Regions from separate parts of the Homo sapiens genome. Here regions 2 and 3 are each linked to region 1. Evidence: chromatin loops called from intact Hi-C (ENCODE). Cell type or tissue: PC-3. All regions are shown on one strand. Links, peaks and the distances in the headings refer to the core of each region. The heading gives the core; the rest is flanking DNA.

The links. A loop is a pair of places that touch in the nucleus more often than their neighbours do. Peaks named below come from ENCODE experiments on the same cell type or tissue, not always from the same donor. Only the 100,000 strongest peaks of a DNase experiment are listed, where the experiment ranks them.
Region 2: a loop joins it to region 1, with 14 times the contacts of the local background. A loop is called at or near these places in 4 of 110 quality-filtered maps.
Region 3: it touches region 1 in a loop (6-fold over the local background); 6 of 110 quality-filtered maps call a loop at or near these places.

What each region holds. Positions count from the first base shown.
Region 1 is chr13:96,018,380-96,023,228 of GRCh38, reverse strand. It overlaps UGGT2 (UDP-glucose glycoprotein glucosyltransferase 2), which reads left to right. Exons shown (of 39, transcript NM_020121.4): 4 at 77-189. Among named protein-coding and RNA genes, the nearest start is that of UGGT2, 33 kb to the left of the region's middle. In PC-3, for the core only: a CTCF peak has its summit at 2,921; DNase peaks (open chromatin) are centred at 2,088 and 2,918; H3K27ac peaks cover 640 bases.
Region 2 is chr13:96,138,520-96,143,368 of GRCh38, reverse strand. All of the region lies in intron 1 of HS6ST3 (heparan sulfate 6-O-sulfotransferase 3), which reads right to left. Among named protein-coding and RNA genes, the nearest start is that of HS6ST3, 51 kb to the right of the region's middle. In PC-3, for the core only: a CTCF peak has its summit at 2,135 (motif pointing left); no DNase peak of the experiment used is centred there.
Region 3 is chr13:97,026,744-97,031,592 of GRCh38, reverse strand. No RefSeq gene overlaps it. Among named protein-coding and RNA genes, the nearest start is that of OXGR1, 35 kb to the right of the region's middle. In PC-3, for the core only: a CTCF peak has its summit at 2,689 (motif pointing right); no DNase peak of the experiment used is centred there.

The DNA.
Region 1 (4,849 bases), core at 1,447-3,946:
AAGTAATGTGTGAGGGTTTTAAAATCATATTGTAATTATCAACTGCTGTAGCTAAATATAATCTTTGAAATCTTAGATTGCAGCTGATGAGCCACCACCAGATGGTTGTAATGCATTTGTGGTTATTCATAAGAAGCACACCTGTAAAATTAATGAGATTAAAAAGCTGCTGAAGAAAGCTGCTTCAAGGTAAATTAATAATAGCCTATAATGAAAGAAGTGGTTATAGAGAGGAGAGTTCAATAGCAGAAACTTCTTATAATAAAAAAAATTTAATATTCTAAGACATTGTATATTCAAGAATGTGATTTGTATTGAAAACCGTAATATATCTGAGAATGTTTTGTCTTGATTAGCTTTTGATTTTAGCATATAAATTGTGCCAAAATAACATAAAATGTATGAAATGTTTCATATAAGCATAACTTGTTTTTTGAAATAAACATGCAAAACTGAGTTTATTTGGCCTATAGCTCTTTAAATATAAACTGAATATATACCTGGGGAATAACAAAGTAATCAAAACAATAGATGAGGTTGCTTCCTATATTCAAAACTATTTTTTTGCTTTTTTGCAAGTATTTAATTTAAAAAATGGCAAATCAGAAGTAAATTATTAATTTATTAGTGATTTTTTAGAGTAATACTACCAGTATATTTTTTTTGCCTGATTATTTATACTTTAAAAAATAATAAAGTAGTTTTTTTAATTTTGAAAGAGCTCTATTAAACAGTAATATATATTTATGCATATTAATACTTAACTCACTTGTTAACAAACCATTTCTAACATTTTCTTATACTTGTATTGAATTTCATATACAAAAGACTTTTATTTTTATGTAGCCAAATTTTCCTGTGTATGTGACTTTTATATTGTTTTTATACTAACAGTTTTTCCCGAACCTGATTGGGAGATTTTACTAATTCTTTCTGTAGCTTTCTAAAAGTTTTTCCTTTTATTTTACATTAAACTTTTAATCTATCTGTAATTTATTTTCATCAAAAGGTAAGAATCCAACCAGATTTTTTTCCTCAGGTACCTAGTCAATTGTATTCATTATATTTATATTATGGTCTATTTCATAGCTCTTTGTTCTGCTCCATTATCTATTTCTTATAGTAGTGCCATACTGTTTTAATATTTATTGCTTTATTATCCAGTTTCTGACAGGAGGATTTCTTCTTCATTGTGGCTCTTTTTTCCTCCAGAATGCCTTAGCTCCTTGTATTTGTTGATGCTTTTAAGTCAACATTGGAATCCTTTTCCTCCCCAAGCTCCCCTTCCCCAAAAGCCTTGTTAGGGTTTAATTAGAATTATGTTAAAAGTATTGGTTAATTTAGGAAAAATTTACATCTGTGTTGTATTGAATCTCTTATCAAATAACATGGCATGTTTCTCTGTTCACACCTGCTTTTAAAACTTAAAGGCAGAAATAATTGCTTTATTTTATCAATTATTTTTTCAACTATTGGGATGGATACAAGGTTTTTCTCATTGGACATACTAATATATTACAAAATACTTTGAAATATTATACCTTCTTTTCAATTCTGAGGAAAACTACTGATTATTAATGGTGTGGGATTATCTTAATTTGCTTTTGAATTAAGATTGCTTTCATTTTGTTTTCATGTTTCTGTGTTAATAAATGAATAGCTGTACATTTATTGAAATTATTTGACATCTTTAATTTTTATCGGTCATTCTACTTTCGTAAAGTGAATTAGGCAGCCATATTATTCTTATTCTGGATGAGTTAATATAGGAATTATCTATTCCTTTATGGCATTATTAGACTCACTATAATATAACTCACTAGTGCATCTTTTAAAGGAAATTTTGTAATGTTTAAAATTTATTGTCATTGGTTTCTGATGTCAACTTTTATAATTATAGAAACTAAAGTATCTTGAAGATTACAAAAAAATTAACATCAAACTATTAGGAAAGTCCATCTGCCATGGGCCCTGTGAGTCCTTGCATGTTCTTTCTTGGTCTGACCAGCAAAAAATGCAAGGTCCTGACCACTCTTTACCTGGGCCATTTCTCAGGGTTGTGTTTGCAGTGAGCAACCTTGAGGAATGAGGTAATGTTTGCCTTTGGGATTGGGGACAGGGAGCAAGTGTGTTTTATTGCTTACTATAAAACAGTGCTTCCCCAAGCCCAGTGTTCCTTAACGGAAACATATGCCAACTCTGTAGGATCCATCTAAGTCCATATTTTGTCACCCCCTGTGGGACTTTGGGGGCAAGCATAGTAACGCTTATACTGCTTGCTCTATGTCATGAGCAGTAAAGTCATTTGTCTTTGACCCAGGAGTCTGTCTTATGTCTTCTATCAGAATCCATAAAAGAATAAAAGGCTAACTTATTAGTTTGTAAGTCAGGTAAAATCATACCTTAGACTTTTACAGTTCTTGGTAGTTTTGGAGACTGTCATGGGTGGGATGTTGACTGACACACAGCTTCTGGAAGAGGAAGTTCGTAAGGGCCCATGGGTCGAGAAGAAAAAGGTCAATACTTACATTTCTTCCCACTGCTCACCTCTTTCTCCCTGTACTCCTGGTGGGTGATGGTAGTCTCCTGATAACTGTGTTGTAGTCTGACACATGTTCCTTGATCTGGGCTCCTAAGGAAAAGGCACTCAAACTTGACTGATTTAATGGTTTATTGTTTTGGCTCTGATTATATAACTGGTATTGGTATTTTACATGCTTATACTGTGAATGCTGTCAATGTTTGTGAAGCCCAGAGGGAAACTGTCATTCAGAGACTACCACACATGGACACCCCCAGGTGGTCCAGCAGAAACAACAAAGAATCAATCCCAGGAGGAGAAAGGACAATCACAACTTTGTATAGACTTCATAGCTGCTGGACTACCCCGAGAGACTGTTTCTAAGTACAATAGTGCCACCTGCCTGACTCAGCCACTTAGTACACCCCTTTTTAAAATAGCAGTTCTTAAGCTCTTGTTGAAACTGAATGCCTGACCCATGGAGGCCTTGTGACTCTACCACATGACATTTACATTTTCACGTAGTTCAACTAGGAGTCAGTGTCTCGCAAGGTAAAAGGGACCCAATAAGCCTCCCTGCTCAAATGGAAATTATATATTCAAAAGCCCAGCTTCTGGGCCCTAGCATGGTATCAGGTATATGTGAAAAAGTGGCAGCTACTCTTTTGGGAGTGAACTAAATAACCCATTTCACTACCTGAAGTAAGGTCACTGGCTCAAAAGGGCCCTCAGTTCACAGTGGTTTCCCTAAATGCCTGGGCCAGGCTGCTGGGACGTTTAGCTAAGTTAACAGCTGGTGGGCTCTTCGGGCTGCCTCTGCTACCATTTCACCAGGCATAAGCCTTGTAAAACCAAAAGCTGAAGTGGTCACTCTACTCAGTGGGCAGAACTCAAGGCCGTCATCCTCTCCCTGAACAAAATCTGACCCCTTGGTTAAATATAATACATTCATACTGACTCTTGTGCTGTTGCCAATGGCCTACCTGTCTGGTCTGCCACTTGGAAGACTACAGATGGGCAGCTTAAAAATACCACTCCTTGGGGCTTGCACACTGTGAAAGTAATTTGCACTTGCCCATCTGACAGTCTGGTTTACTCCTTTAGATGTACATATTATAGACCCATTCCCTGATAAGTGTGAATAGAGACAAACTGACTATGCCAAGACCGTGTGAGGCCCTGACTGCTCTTTACCATGGCCTTTTCTCGGGGTGTTTTCAGTGAGTGACTTTGAGGGATAAGTGAGTGTTTCTCCCTGGGACAAAGGGCAACTTACTTACTGCTTGTTATTAAATGATGGGTTTCCCACATTCAGTGTTCTTTAGATGTGATCCATACCCACTGCCTGTGTAGAATTCTTGTGGGTCCATCATACTTCTCCCTGTGGAATGTGGGCCCATGGGGAACCCATGTAAACATACTAATGTTCATGTTGCTTGCTGTGCCACAAGTAATCAAGCTCTTTGACTCAGAAATCTCTGTCTTTTGCCAGAATCCATGAAACAATGAAAAGCTAACTTATTAGCTTGTAAGTAGGGTAAAACAATTCTACAGCCTGACAGAAACATTCCCCCCCCCCCCCCCCGCTATGTAGGGCAAAGTTAATAATTTTTTTTTTCCTTTTGTGAACTTCAGGCATATACTCTTGGGTTTGTGATATCTTATCAATATTGGTCAATGGTTTTTTTTTCTTATTTAAGCATATAATTTATGTTTTTACATAGGTTATGTATAGTAATATAAATATTTTAATTTTTTCCTCTCTGTAGATATGTTTCTCCTTCCTAGATTTTCTTTAGTTTTCATTTTCTTTCAGTTTTTCCAGATTAGGTTTTTATCTTTTTTTAAAGAAATGACTGATAAATTTTTTCTGCTTTTTTATTCTAATAGGTTTTGCATTTATGTATTTTCTTCTGTCTGTGGTTGAGCTAAACACTTGGTTTTTTGTGTTTTTTTTGTTTTTTTTTTCAATTATAACATATTTAGGTCATCAATGTTGCCTTTCTTTACTATGTGATATTCTCATTGTCCCAATTTCGTAAAATTCTTCTTAACAGTAGTTTTATTTACATGTTGGAAAGTAGAGTGACCACTGGGAGAAAGTTATACTCATTTAGGATGGTAATGATTGCTGTCACTTTCCCCCAGATATATAACTCATATTTTATTTTGTTTTATTTATTTATTTTTTTGAGACAAGGTCTCACTCTAGTGCCCAGGCTAGAGTGCAGTGGTGCAGTCTTGGCTTACTGCAACTTCTGCTTCCCAGGCTCAAGTTGTACTTCTGCCTCAGCCTCCTGAGTAGATGGGACTACAGGTACAAACCAC
Region 2 (4,849 bases), core at 1,192-3,691, 120 kb before region 1:
ACAAGGTAGTTTCAAGAATATATATCAGATAATCAGCCTAAATACAAAATGGTTAAGAGACATTACTGTGTCACTATTTTTACTCAAAGTTTTTGTTTTGATCTGTCAAAAAGTTTTGGGGAGCTCCGTGGATTTTTAGAGTTCATTTTCTTATTTCATAGTGATATTAGCTTCATTATACAATGATAGTGAGGCATTTGATGGCTGCTATCAATAGGATCTGTGTTCATCCACAGAGACATTTCAAATGAAGTGAAAAACACTTGCTGATTACATTATGTTATGATAGTGAATGATCTTAAAAGATGTCAAGTTCTGCTTAAGGAGTTTTATATGAAATAGCATTTACATTAGAGGAAGGTTTGGGGGAGGTAAAATATGTAAGTCATCAGAATTTCATTTATTTTTAAATACAATTAAGCTCTCGGAAAGCATCAGCACTTTAACTCTGAAATATCTTTTTTTAAAGACATTACTGAATTATCATTATTACTGTTTCTTTATTTTCTAATACATCCCTGAAAATGGGTTCACTTTAATAAGTAGAAGGATTTGTGAAGAAAAATAGGCTATAAGCACACGAGAAGGATAAAATATTTAATTGCACTAATTATTCATGTGTATTCATGATACACCATTGTTTCTGACATATATGTTTACCACATTTCTAAACTTCTATAATAATACTATGGTAAGAGATGTTCCCGTGTATCATAACTACCCATAGCCACAGTTCACACACCTTTTTGCCACAGGAAAATTAGAGTACAATATATTCCCTTCCAATCATACAAAGTATAATGCATGTACTTGTGAACATTATATTACTACTAGATTGAATATGATAGCATCCATTTACACTTTGGTGGAGAGCTGAGACACCTGCCTTAGGAGTCACTGACTCGGTACCAGATTCTTTTCAGTCTTATTTCAACTTCACTAATATTGGATCTTGGATGCAAGATAATTAATTGTTAGTTCTTTGGGAAAAGTGTTTTCCAGGAGAATGACTTATCCAAAAAATACAAAAGGACAATGCCACTAAAAATAAGTGAGAAAAAATGTACAATTACCTTTAAATATTTTTAGAGAATACTTTGTTTTGTTAACAATTACACAAACTCTAATTTTAATGGAAATTGATAACTATATTGATTGATGCTGTCACTTTCATTTCCTTTTAGTATACTAATGGATGAAAATAAGTATTGAAAATATTCATTTCTTCAGGCTCAAAATATATTTGACCCTTGATTAGCTCTTGAATTTCTCCACGATGCCCATTTTGAAAACATTCACCTCCCTTGGCCAGCTTTTTTTTTTTTTTTTTTTTTTGCCATGACCACAATCACTTTCATGATTTCTTGATTGGCTCTGTCATAAATCTGGCAAAGTCATGCATATCTGGACACGGTTTTCTTCAGCAGGAATTTAGTGGTTTCAGGCTTGATGGCATTTACAACTTTATAACAGTGATGGCATTTTCAAAGATGTCACCCTTCTAGACTTTCATGACGTTCTCTCTCTCAGGGTTTTCTTCCATAGTGTTGACAATTCTTTCCATAGAGTACTGTGTGTAATGAGCCTTAAAGGTCCTTAAGACCCCCCTGATCTAAAGGCTGAATTAGAGACACTGAGTATGGGAGCAAGTCGATCACTTTGGAACCTTCAGTGTTGAACTCATGCATTTTGGGTAGCCAGGGGCACTGCCCAATATCAAAAGAAATTTAAAAGACAGTCACTAGGCCAGGCATGGTAGCTCACATCTTAATCCCAACACTGGGAGGCTGAGGCAGGCGGATCACTTGAGGCCAGGAGTTCGAGACCACCTTCTGCAAAAATGAAAAAAAATTAGCTGGGCATGATGGCGCACACCTGTCTCAGCTACTTGGGAGGCTGAGGTGGGAGGATCACTTCAGCCCAGGAGTTTGAGGATGCAGTGAGCCATGATCATGCCACTGCACTCCAGCCTGGGCAACAGGGTAACAGAGCAAGACCCTGTTTCTTAAAAGAGAAAAAAAAAGTCCTTTACTGGCAAGATACTTTCTGACTTTAGGAATAAAGCATCTTTGGAACCAATCCTGAAATAGAGTTCTTATTGTCCAGGCATTCTTGTTGTACAACTAAAAGACTGCCATCTGGTGTTAACTTTTTCCTTCAAGGTTTCGAGCTTAGCAGCTTTGTAAATTCGGTCCTCATCACAAACCCGACTGCATTTGCACAGAACAGTAGAGTTAGCCTGTCTTTTCCTGTCTTAAATCCCTTCTCTTCCTAATACATATCTTTTGTGACATTCTTTTGTCCAGAATAGGACACTTTTGTCTTCATTAAAAACCTGTTCTGGTAGATATCCTTTCTCCTTGATGATTTTCTTCGGAAAATCTGGAAACTTGTCAGGAAAAGCTGCTTCTCCTGTTATGTTGACATTTTTTAAGCCAAACCTCTTTCTAAAATTATTAAACCATCCTTTGCTGATAGTAAATTCTCCAGCTTTGATCCTTCCCCTTCCTTTTTCTTTAAGTTGTCACGTAATGATCTCAATTTTTCTTCAATCAATAGTAGAATCTGTAGGTATGCCTTTCTTACAGTAATCCTGCACCACATAAAAGCTGCATTTTTGATATGAGATAAAAAGGATTTCATAAGAAGTACAAGGTTTTCTCACCTTCTAGTGTAACTGCAGCAATGGCTTCACGGTTTCCTTTTTCTTTTACAATGGTCTTTATGCAAAATTCATTTATTTTGAAATAGCAGGAAACCATATCTGCAGACCTCTGTCAATGGTACATATCAAGCAATTAAACTTTTTCTTGTAATGTCATGACATCTCTCTGCTTCTTGGGACCACTTCCAGCATCACTAGTGCCATTACATTGGGGTCCCATGGTGTTAGTCAAGGTTTACAATGTTGCACTACATACTATGAAAAATATACCAGAACCGAGAGAGATCAGTTTTCACTGCAATAAGCAATTTACCAGAGAGATGAACAGCTGTCTAGTAAACTGAATTAGTGTCACACAGTGTTTTAAGCCTATACAATGCTTGAGCTCACTGCAATAGCCATAGAAGGTGGTTACAAAATTATTACAGTAATACAATATATATACAGTTAATTTCATGCAGTTATGATTTAATACTGCACCTTTATGTTTGTTTACATTTTGGCAGTATGTATGGTATGTGTTTGTTTGCATACGTTTTGATATATTTTAACTTTTTATAATAGATCTGTGTATATTTTATGGTTAGCGTATAATAAAATAGACTGGTATCTATCTGTATTTTATATATTCATCACCTATCTAACTTTTTCTTAATTTTTTGAAATTTCTAGGCTACACGGCTCATCTGTGAGTTTTTTCAAATTGTCCCACATCTCAAAAAAACTTTCCAATATATTTATTGAAAACAATCTGCATATAATTAGACCCTTGCAGTTCAAACCCATGTTGTTTAAGGGTAGACTGTGGATACTTGGTTTTAGGCCCAAGTACTGCACCCAAATAATGCACTAAACTTTATGTGTCTTGAGAACAGAGATACCACTCTTTGCTTTTTAAAAATCTTTTTCCTAGAGGCCTACTAACACAAGGTAGGCAATTACTATTTTGTTGAAGTAAGTAAAAATAAATATATAAACTTTGTAATCATTGCTATGTTTCATACACTGTAGTCCTATGCAAAACTCATGAAGAAAAATTACTCTTCATCTCTTCATGATGTACACTTCACCATGAATTATAATTTTATAAGAATTATAATTTCCTTATATATATACCAAATTAACTTATACATGGATTTTTTTTTTTTTTTTTTTTTTTTTTCTGAATCTTACAGTATTTCAGGAAAAGGGTTTCATTCCCAACTGACAACAGGGAAGATCAGCTCATCCTTAATTCATTAAATGCCATTTTTTACCCGCTTACACTCATCAAATTACAGGATTCATTATAACAGGGATGTAGGGTTATGGCTTTATCTCTTTTTGTTCTAATCCTTTTTTCATGTATTCTTTCCTTTGATTTGCGACCTTCATTACCAAGAGAGCTCACATAATGCGTTCAGTTCAGTTCCAGAAGGCTAAGCAGTCAGCTACTGCAGGAATTATTTCACATACCATAGTTATTAACATGATTACTCAGAAAAATTATATTAATATCCAAAGCGTTCCAGCACTTCCAGAAAAAAAACGGTGCTTCTTTATCACAACTTTTCCTTTCGCTTAGAGAATACATTCTTAACTATTTACAGCTGAAATCTTCAAGTGACAATTCCTCAGCCAAGTGGAAATGCATTATAAAACGTTTGCTGTATACTTAGATCGCCTAATTCAAGGCTTGCTTTACTTTTTTTTCTGATTATAAAATAATGTATTCTGATTTTACTAAATTTAGAAAATATAAAATAGTATAAATTAAATAAACCACCCATAATCATGCATACCCAGAAATAACCATATTTTAAGATGTTTCCTTCATTTTTTTCTATACATGTTAATGGCATTTTGTGTGTGCCAATTTAAAATCAGTCTGTACTTATAATTTTATATCATTTTTTCCACATAACACTGTATCTCACGTAAGTACTTCCCATGTAATTATTTTTCAAAAGCATTATTTTAATTTTAACACAATGTAGACAGGCCATAATTTATTTTACTATCCACTTAACCAAGCTCTACAAATGCAAACTAATACATATTGGCAGAAATCTGATTTGTGGTTGATGGGACTGGGTGAAAGCTAGGACAGGAGAGAAAAATTTTAAAGTGACGCAAGGAAACTTTTAGAAATGATGGATGTATTCATCATCTTGGTTGTGGTGACGGTTTTATGGTACAAACATG
Region 3 (4,849 bases), core at 1,192-3,691, 1.0 Mb before region 1:
TAGAGACGGGGTTTCACCGTTTTAGCCGGGATGGTCTCAATCTCCTGACCTCGTGATCCACCCGCCTCGGCCTCCCAAAGTGCTGGGATTACAGGCGTGAGCCACCGCGCCCGGCCCCAAATTATTTTTTAAAATAAGTAGTTTTCACAAATACATGCTCCCTCTGACAAACACACTGTCTGTACTGGATATAGGGCCAACCTTAGCATTAAATTCCAAATGAAAATGGGAGGAGAATTCTTACTCATGTAAACATAGAGTAACTTTGACTTAAGACCTGCATTGTTTGAGTTTTTGCTTGTCACCAGCATGATACAAGGGAAGATTACGTTGTGTCCCCATCTTGTGGCCATGATATGTAACATTGAGCATAAAGAGCCACAGTCCACTTTGGAAGTATATGTATTTGTCACTATCTTAATCTCAAATTTGTTATCCAAATTGTCCCCTTTCTATAAGACCTCTCACCTGACATTCACTACTCACCCCTCCCACACACAAACTCACAGCCTTAATAATTATTAATGACCTCAACTATCTATAGCCTTTCTAATTTCAGTGGTCTAAAATTTATGCTGTAATCAGATTACAATTTGCAAAATAAAATGTAAGAGGTTATCTTAAGTAACACCTCTTTTACACAGAGTATTTGTTTTTCCATTCACACCTCCCGCACCACTGCCCTACCCCTACCATCAGCCAACAAATTATGTCTTTTTTTGGAAGCTTAATATTTAACCAGTTGAGTTTTGAAGCATTTGAAACTTTTGCCTATTTAAAAACTGACTTCCTGACTTATATGAAATTTCAGTATGAGTAGCCATATACTAAATAAAATTTAAAATTTCAACCCTTTAAACATTTACCAACTACTGTGCATATCAGCCAGCCCTCGATCCTTCTCCCTCCTGAAACTTACTCCATCAGTAACACAAACCCAGAGTGGTGATGGAAACAGCATGGGCTCAGGCACCATCAGGCAGACAAATTATAATAGTCTGTAGTCATGTGCCCATCATGCCCACTGATCAATATATTAAATAAAAATAAATGTAGAATGAACCATGTTATGTTGAGAGAGACGTCAGAGATTTTTGAGATGCAGATCCTTCATGATAACTGAGAATGAACATGTATTTTGCTTAGAATCAATGATGGGTAAAACCTTCTGAGATCAGCAAGAGGGAAGTTATCTTTTGCTAATGAAACTAGAATTTTAAAACAGTGATCCTCACTGAACAGTATACTTGGGTTGTGTGGAGGGTGGCGGCAGGTCAGAGGTAGGCAAAGCAATTACCAATATATTTTTTAATTTTAGAAATGAAGGAAATAGTTTGGATCTGTGTCCCCACCCAAATCTCATGTTCAATTGTAATTCCCAGTGTTGGAGGTGGGACCTGGTGAGAGGTGATTGGATCATGGAGTCGGTTTCTTATGCTTTAACACCATCCCCCTTAGTGCTGTCATGGTGATAGTGAGTCCTCTTGAGATCTGGTTGTTTAAAAGTGCGCAGCACCTCACCCCGCTCTCTTGCTCCAGCCATGCGAAGCAGTGTTTCCCCTTCGACTTCCACCATGATTGTAAGTTTCCTGAGACTTCCCCAGAAGCCGAGCAGATGCTGCCATGCTTCCTATACAGCCTGTGAAAGGGTGAGCCTCTTCTCTTTAAAAATTACCCAGTCTCAGGTATTTCTCCATAGCAGTGAGAGAATGAACTAATACAGAAATTATTATTTTGTCCTACGGACTACAGAAGTTAAAGCTTTGAGGAAACTCTTCCCAGATGGTGGCTGTGACTCTCTAGGAGGGAAGGAAGATGTTGAGATTTTCAAGTTTATCAAAATGAGCCAAGGATCAAAAGTATCTGAAACACTGCTCTGAAAAATGAAGGATAGGCTGGGTGTGGTGGCTCTTGCCTGTAATCCCAGCACTTTGAGAGCCAGAGATGGGCAGATCACGCAAGGTCAGGCGTTCGAGACCAGCCTTGCCAACACAGTGAAACCCCATTTCTACTAAAAATACAAAAATTAGCCGGGCACGGTGGCATGCCTGTAGTCTCAGGTACTCCCAAGGTTGAGGCAGGGGAACTGCTTGAACCTGGGAGGCGGAGGATGCAGTGAGCCAAGATCACGCCACTGCACTCCAGCCCAGGCAACAGAGCGAGACTCCATCCCCCTCCCCCCCAAAAAAGGATATTATGCCTGGCTTTTACTCCCTGATTTAAAATCTTTATTTGGCTCTCTAGTAGAAAGCAGGTTGGTGGCAGGTCTAGAGAGAATACTTGGACCCTATTCCTATTTTCAAAGTGTGTAAGAAATCACTTAATGTTTCACATTGTTTCCTCTCTGTGATGACCTGTTATGTTTTCAGTATTAAAACTCCTTTATTACAACAGTTTCATTAAACATACTATTACCTCCCTAAAGGCCAAGGCTGTTATAAACATATATTTTTTAATTCCATATTTTTTTTTACCATAAAGGTAATATACATTTAGTATAAACGAATAAATTCAAACATTGATACAGAGAAAAAGGAAAGTTCTTTTTATGTAGAGTGAAGATTAGAGACGAAGTAAAGGTCATGGCTTGGTGGTTAAACACAATCTGACGTGGCCGTCTTATTGGATGGTAATTCCATCAAAAACCGGTGTCAAAATATTCGGCTTCTATGGTAATCACCAGGCCTGCCACTAGAGGGCAGACATGCCTAATTTTGTGATTAAATTTTCTGGAAATGGGATTGAGGCTTTAAGGAGTTTTTTGCAGACCTGACAAGGAAGTAAAACAAAAACAAAACAAAACAACCGCCCTCCTCAGCAATTCTTAAAATATAAAAGAGAGAAAGAAAGGAAAACTGGCTATGTAGCTTTGCTCAGTTCCATTCAAAACACTGGACAGCTACACATTTTTATGTGTATGCAGGTAAGCAAAACATGCTAGCAAAATATGGCCTGTGGCTAGAAATTTCAGGATAAGAGAGAGAGTAGAAATGCTTTTAAGAATCTCCCAGAGGCCAAATGACCAAGAAGGTAGAAAGTCAGGGTAGATGCTATGTCTCTCTCCCACCCATAAATGTGGATAGGGTTCTAAAAATTGAGAGATTTCCGGCCGAGCGCGGTGGCTCACGCCTGTAATCCCAACACTTTGGGAGGCCGAGGAGGGCGGATCACGAGGTCAGGAGATCGAGACCATCCTGGCTAACACGGTGAAACCCCGTCTCTACTAAAAATACAAAAAATTAGCCGGGCGTGGTGGCTGGCGCCTGCAGTCCCAGCTACTCGGGAGGCTGAGGCAGGAGAATGGCTTGAACCTGGGAGGTGGAGCTTGCAGTAAGCAGAGATCGTGCCACTGCACTCCAGGCTGGGCAACAGAGCGAGACTTGTCTCAAAAAAAAAAAAAAAAAAAAAAAAAAAAAAAAAAAAAAAAAAAAAAAGATTAACCAAACTGATAGATAGTACTCTTTAAGTGAAAGGAGAGAAAACAAAAATTAGAAATATGAAGAATGAAAGAGCATATCACTCCAGTGATTGAAAGGAAAATAAAGAAATAATATAAATAACTTTATGCCAATAAATTTAAAAACTCAAATGAAAAATAAAACCTCCCAAACCTGATACAAAATAAGCAGAAAATGTTATTAAGGAGATTGAATTTGCTATCAAAATCCTTCCCTCAAAGAAAATGTCAGGTCCATATAATTTCACCTGTGAATTCTATCAAACACTTAAAGAAGAAATAATAGTAACTGTACACAAATTATTTTGGAAAGCAGAAGAGGAAGAAGGAATATTTTCAACTCATTTAATGAGGCCAGTACCATCCAGATATCAAAATATAAAGAACACACAAACAACAACAAATAAACCTTGCAAGAAAAGAAAATTATAGGTTAATATTACTCAAGAACATACAAGTGAAAATCCTTAACAAAATATTAGCAAATTGAATCAGTCAATATAAAAGAAGAAATAATACATCATGGGGTTCATTCCAGGAATGAAATGTTAGGATAACATTTGAAAATAGATGCTATTCAGCATGTTAACAGAATAAAGATGAAAATTCATATGATTCTGAGTTCAGTAGATGCAGAAAAAGAATTTGACAAACTCTGGCTCCAATTTGTGATTAAAACTCCTACAAATGAGGAATAGAATAATAACCCCATCTCCATTTTTGGTTCTGTGGAGATGGCTGAGGGCTCCCATGAGTCACACATGCTTGAATCTCTTCAACCAGCCCTGATGTGACTATATGCTCTGATCTTTGCATCCTTCTGAGGCACTAGCAAAAGGTTGTCTAGCCAAACTCTTGGTTTCTCCTCCAGAGTGCACTTTCTGATGGTAAATCTCCTAATTTTAGAACTTTTGCAATCTGCATAAACATAATTTTTCAAATCACTGAGTGTTGGTTTTATTTCACTTACTAGTTGTTCCCTCGATTTATTTCTCTCCTTTTGCAGTTTACTGTAAGCAGGAAGAAGAAAGCAGGTCATTTCCTGAGCATGTTGCTGGGACATACCCTCAGCTAAATACGCAAGTTTATCTCTTACAAGCTCCTGCTTCCCACATAACTGCAGGACATAATTCCAGGAAGCTTTCTGCATTCCCTAACAAGGGAATTCTCTCCTTTGCCCCACTTTCCAATAACACAATCCTCCTTTCCTTCTGAGTCCTCACTTGGCAGTAACTTTAACGAAGGTTCTACAGTCTGTTGGTGATGATTTAGGTATTCTCTGAAACAATACAAGAAGGCTTCTCACTTCCTTCTGACCTCTCGCCAACAGGATATTCCCCATCCATATTTCCCCTAATAGCCTGCTCAAGGCAATCTAGTATTTTTTACCAC